Linked DNA regions of Homo sapiens: region 1 is linked to region 2. A link is a contact called in ENCODE Hi-C or POLR2A ChIA-PET data. All regions are on one chromosome and are shown on one strand. Each heading gives the region's core, a stretch centred on a gene start or an enhancer-like site at or near the end of the contact. The rest is flanking DNA. Distances are from core to core; before and after follow the strand shown. Region 1 has its middle 210 kb from the start of CASC17. Region 2 has its middle 130 kb from the start of CASC17.

The links. Hi-C counts contacts between places; a loop is a spot of excess contacts on that map. ChIA-PET counts read pairs that join two places held with the same protein, here RNA polymerase II (POLR2A). Pooled maps may share reads with other maps.
Region 1: a map of HCT116 shows a loop between it and region 2 (2.0-fold over the local background). The contact joins two enhancer-like sites. A Hi-C loop is called at or near these places in 1 of 168 maps with a recorded cell type or tissue (HCT116) and 1 of 50 pooled maps. POLR2A ChIA-PET finds 5 or more read pairs at or near these places in 1 of 52 experiments (WTC11).

The regions. Positions count from the first base shown.
Region 1 is chr17:71,408,327-71,411,515 of GRCh38, reverse strand. No RefSeq gene overlaps it. Among named protein-coding and RNA genes, the nearest start is that of CASC17, 210 kb to the right of the region's middle. Within about 2 kb of position 1,560, at least 3 of the 41 ENCODE cell types and tissues checked have a DNase peak (open chromatin) inside an H3K27ac peak, as active enhancers do.
Region 2 is chr17:71,070,368-71,073,345 of GRCh38, reverse strand. No RefSeq gene overlaps it. Among named protein-coding and RNA genes, the nearest start is that of CASC17, 130 kb to the left of the region's middle. RefSeq lists an enhancer at 710-1,909. Within about 2 kb of position 1,370, at least 4 of the 41 ENCODE cell types and tissues checked have a DNase peak (open chromatin) inside an H3K27ac peak, as active enhancers do.

The DNA.
Region 1 (3,189 bases), core at 311-2,810, 340 kb before region 2:
GAACAGAGCATGAACTTTTTTTTTCTTTTTTTTTTTTGAGATGGAGTTTCACTCTTGTTGCCCAGGCTGGAGTGCAATGGCATGATCTTGGCTCCCTGCAACCTCCGCCTCTCGGTTTCAAGCGATTCTTCTGCCTCAGACTCCCGAGTAGCTGGGATTACAGGCGCCTGCCACCACACTTGGCTAATTTTTTGTATTTTTAGTAGAGACATGGTTTCACTATGTTGGCCAGCCTGATCTCGAACTCCTGACCTCAGGCGATCTGCCTGCCTCGGTCTCCCAAAGTGCTGGGATTACAGGCAGGAGCCACCAAGCCCGGCTGAGCATAAACTTTTTAAACAGTCTCCACTACTCCTTTTTGTCTTACAGTGAGAGCATTTCATTATTTTGTGGTACTTTCTTGACCTTTGCAGTGTGAGAAATAACCTTTCATAAATCATACAAATGAACACTACTTCTTAAATTTTATATCATGAGGAGGATATCCAAATGTGGATATTTTTTGTTCATTTCTCACTTTGTAATCTTCGTATTCCCACTTCTCATATGACACTTACTACATGTTGCCTTGTTTTAAAAACAAGACTCTGTCATATTTCTCCTAGTAGTCTAAAAGATCAATAATGGCAGAGCTTATGTTTTGTTAATATGTTCCCGGAACATAGAACTTAGTAGGTACTAAAACATGAACATTGAATGAGTGAATGTATACATAAAATTATTTTAATGAATGTGTTTAATACTCTAGACAAGAGTTCCCTACAAGATGTTCTTTGGAAGATAAGCTGTTTATAATGTTTTTTATGCGAAAAAATGGTTCCATGACTGTTACAAATTGGGAAATGTTTAAATGAGCAAAGCTAAGTGCTTTCTTTACTGCAGAATTGTTTAAGTGTTCATTAATTTATCGATAATATTTTTACATGTCTTCTATTTGCTGGTCATTATGCTAGTTGCTTCAACGATAATAATGTTTACACTGATTCTGCTATTGTGGACCCCAAAATCTAGCAATATACCAACAAAAGAGAGCATCAATGGACTGTTTTCCCTCAAATTTATTTGAACAATAAAATTCTTTTTGGGGAGCATCTTATGGCACTAGTATTTCATGGTACACCCTTTGGAAAACCTGGCTCTAGCCATAAAAATAACTATTTTGATTCAGAAACTAGTTGGGAATTTTTATGTGCAATTAGTTCCAGACCCTGTAGTAAATGGGGACTAATAGATTATAAATAGTACCAGATAGGGTACTCCAAACCCAACTCCATTTAAGAAAAAGTGGTGGAAAAACTACCTCCCAATGGAGATATAAATCAACTCCAAGGGCAACTAATGACTTTGCTTACCATTCAACTTTCCAAGCCAACCTCAGAAGGTAAAACATATTATAATCAATACAGAATATTGCCCAATAAGGACCCAGACACTTAATGGTGTCATGCCGAAAGTGGCACATATTTGAAGCCCATCGTGATGATGAAGATGGTGCCGTGCCTTCCCAGTGAGTCGCATATTATAGCAAGACTCATCATGACAGATGTTTTTCACATACCAACCAACCTAAATTACCCAATCCCAAATACCTCAAACTCAGAGTATATTTTGGAAGAAGGCCAGATTCTATTAATTAACTTTTATCTCTCTCTTGCTCTTTTTTTTTTTTACCATCTCACATACACTTGCTTTTTTTTAATGCAATAAAATTTTCAGTAAACCTCAGGAATCTAATGTTTATTTTAATTAGCAATAAGCTTTTGAACAGGGATACACATGGAGGTATATTATAGTAGCATATTGGACTCTGTCCCTAAAATATAAATGCTAAAAACTGTCATCCATGACTTTTATTTGTTTATTTATCTATTTATTTTTATTGTTTTTATACTTTATCCTTATTTTTTATAAATTAGTCTCCACCTGAGTTTAAAACCGTAGATGCAGGATACTCTGAAAGTTATAGATCCTATTGGTAATTCAACTTAAATATTTTTACTTAAATTGAGTAATATTCCTCCCTAAATGTTTGATTATGACCCAGAAGCATGTCAGTGAATATTCTGAGACCTCTACTAAGACTAGTAATTTCTAGTACAGTGAGGAAGTGAAAAATACACAAAGTGGTAAATACATAGTTCCTTCCCTAGAGGGACTTAACTTTTAACTTGAGACAGAGCACAGACACAGCTAAATAATTAACCATAGCAAGTTATAGTCATAAGTTGACATGGTAGGGAAAAGAGCAATGCAGAAATAGGTTGCTTTGCTTTGCTTTAAGTGTTTACTTTGGTATATTCAATTTAGAAAATGCAATCTTTTTTTTTTTTTTTTTTTTGGAGACGGAGTCTTGCTCTGTCACCCAGGCTGGAGTGCAGTGGCGCGATCTTGGCTCACTGCAAGCTCCGCCTCCCGGGTTCACGCCATTCTCTTGCCTCAGCCTCCCGAGTAGCTGGGACTACAGGCGCCCACCACCACGCCCAGCTGATTTTCGGAGGCCGAGACGGGTGGATCACGAGGTCAGGAGATCGAGACCATTCTGGCTAACACGGTGAAACCTCTTCTCTACTAAAAATACAGAAAATAGAATCATTTTTAAAATGGGAAGCATAGAGCTGAGAATTAAAAAGAACCCAATAGTTATTGGAGGGTTTATAGAAAAATAATAGTGATGGCATTAATAATTAATGGACATTTACTGAGTGCCTACTATGTGTCAAATAGCTCATCTTCACATTCTGCTAATCTTGACAATGGTCCAAAAATAGTTGTTTTTCTTACCATTTTATTAATGGGCAAAGCTAGACTCCCAAGCTAGTATTTAGCTATGTTGCTCAATCCCTACTTGAATGGAGAACTTGGATTAAAGCTCAGCTCAGTCTAACCCCAAAGTCATAGGTTTTTCTACCATGCCAATTCCCTCCTAAGAAATAGCCATATTGGAAACTTTGCCTGTCAAGTTTAAGTGGCACTTTGTTGAAACCCCCAAACCGAGTTGCAAATGTTTTGTGCTGAGAGAGCAAGACCAAGTCTTAGTTGATATCTCTAGGTTAGAAAATATATCTGAAAATCATTAGTAAGGTGCTAGCATTGGCATGAGAGAACAAAATCTTCCTTGGGACAAAGAAGCAGCTTTAAAAAATATCTAAACATTTGATCATAGTTAGAACATCTCAGTCTCTAAGGAGG
Region 2 (2,978 bases), core at 121-2,620:
TAGAACATTGCCAGCCCCTGAAAGCACCCTCAACCCCTAAACCATCTACTCTCTCTGAGCAAAACCTCCTCCTAACCTTTAAAGCTGATATTAATATGACTTCTGTAATAATAATTTTTGCATTTATTTATATTTTTATCACTTACGTATGCATCCCTCAATGATATAGGTTAGCTTTTTGTGGTTTTGACTTTGAATTTTTGAGTGTGCATAGACTTTACTTAAATAAAATTTTAAATTTTTAATGCAATATTTTGCTCCTATGAGTACGAGAACCACCTCCACTATAAAGAATTATTGAGTACACTGGCTTTCCCACATTGATATTTTCATATGAAAAAGGTATTATTACTCATTTCTCCCAGACGCTTGTAAATGTACCTTTACCTTGGAACTGTAAGAAATGGCCACAGATCTACACAAGGAGTATTTATATTTCCACAGCATTAATGACCAAGGCATGTTTTTAATATTGTATATGTAAAGCTGTGCTAAAATACAGTTTTAACAATAATTTCAATGAGCCATACATCATTAAAAGGAAAAGAAGACTCTATGACTTGAAGAAAGAATAATGACTAAGACAGGTCACTTAATAAAAAAAAAAGAATAGCATTTAATATTTAGGTCCATACCATAAATCTGGTATTATAAAACAGTGGTTTCCTCCCAGAGCAAGTATCAGAGTTGACTTTGTCCATTTGAAAGCAATTCCCGTAAATGCCATCCTCTTCACCATAGAAAGTAAATTAGAATGTCGGATATGGAGAAGTGGTAATAAGCATAGATATTCTAACAAACAAATAATAGATAATATCCACAGGAATATCAACAGACTTTTCAGCCCATCTTATTCTAATGTATTCATTCCTCATCTTAATATGCTATCCCAGAGCAGAAGTGTGTTACTGATTTAGGAGCGGAAAAAGACACTCCCAACATCTTGCTCTACCCCTGGCTTCTTTTCCTATCTTTTTCTGACTTGCTGAATGCCTCAACTGTGTAAACTGAAAGTTTCTCATTTCAGACTTGGTGGAATCTGCTCACTCCATTTCCGACTCTGGCCCTCTTACCTGCACTGGGCTTCAGTGGCTTTGTATTATAAGGTGAACTACTTCATTGCTACCACTTCTCCACCTAGCCAAAATGTGTTCATTGGAACGTATTCTGGACCGTGGAACAAAATGTAACAGGACATAGTACTGCCATTAGTGGAGGCCAGAGATGTAGAGAAAGAGCCAGCTTGGCTGCGTCAAGGGTGAGTCCTCTTACTGTGGCCAGGGAGGAGCTTTGTCTCGCGGTCAGAGCACAGACTGGGAGCCATGACTCACGGAGTTAGTTCCTGACTCCCCTCTGACTCACTTCATGACGTTGAACGAGTCCCTCTAGGAGTTAGTTCCTGACTCCCCTCTGACTCACTTCATGACGTTGAACGAGTCCCTCTACCTTCTGGGTCTCACTGGCCCCATTTCCTCCAGTTCTTCTGGTCTCCCTGAGATTGCAGACATTTGTATTAATTTACAATTGTGCTAAATACAGTTTTAACAATAATTTCAATGAGCCATACATCATTAAAAGGAAAAGAAGAGTCTATGACTTGAAGAAAGAATAATGACGAAGACAGGTCACTTGATTAAAAAAAAAAAAAGAATAGCATTTAATATTTAGGTCCACACCACAAATCTGGTATTTTAAAACAGTGGTTTCCTCCTAGAGCAAGTATCAGAGTTGACTTTGTCTATTTGAAAGCAATTCCTGTAAATACCATCCTCTTCACCCATAGAGAGTAAATTAGAATGTCGGACAATTGTATTAAATTAAACCCTTCAGGAGAGCCATTTCAGAAGAAATATTGGTTCTGAGAATCAAGGGAGTTATTTGAGTCAGGGTGTGGAAATAGAGATACTAAATGACTACTAACCTGTGTGTGTTTGCTAGTTTTTCTTTTTGCTTTTTGAGGTCTACCTAATTTACTTCCGCCGGTCAGTGCTACTTAAGGCTACTTGGTGACTTTCACTTAAGGCACATTGTTGATTAAGTTGTACCTGCAGGCTGGCCGGATACCTCCGTGACCATCTCATTGCCTATCAAAAAAGGATCAAGCTGAGATTCAAGGCCTTCCACACTTAGATCCTAATCCACTTCCCTGTTTTATATCCTCTACTCTTTTATGTGTATTTTATGACCTAGATGATCTGATCTCTTAGCTATTTTTCAAATAAGTAGTATGCCCTGAAAGCAAAGACTTTGTTTTATTTGACCTCATAGTCTGGGATTCAACACAATACCTTGTGGATTGTCATTGGTTAATAGATGTTGGGTAAATGAGTAAATGAATGCAGAAGTGAATAAATGGATGGATTCAGTTTCCTCCACCCCAAATGTCTTTAAAATATAAATACTACCTGTGTTTTATGGCCCATCTCAAATGACACATCCTCCACAAAGCCTTCCTTGACTCTCCTGTGGGAAATGGCTTTCCCTCCTTTTTTACACCACTTTATCTGCTCTGGTGACATAATGCCAAATATTGAATTTACTTTTATATATCATAGCACCCACACCAGAGTCCCTTTAAGGGAAAGAACAAAATGTTTTTAATGTTGTGCTTTCACTAGTAGCATTTTAATAATTATAGTCATATACCGTATAATGGTATTGTGGCCAATCACAGACTGTATATATGACAGTGTTTCCATAAGATAAGTAAACCAAAAAATCCCTTTTGCCTAGTGACATTGTAGCCATCCTAAGGTCCTAGTGGCAATGCATTGTTCATGTATTTGTAGTGATGCTGGTGTAAACAGACCCACTGTGCTGCCAGTCGTGCAGAAGTATAGCACATACAGTTATATGTAATACATCATACTTGATAATGATAATAAATGACTATTATATTAGTCTGTTCTCACACTGCTAATAAAGACATATGGGAGACTGGCTAATTTATATAGGAAAGAGGTTTAATGGACTCAGTT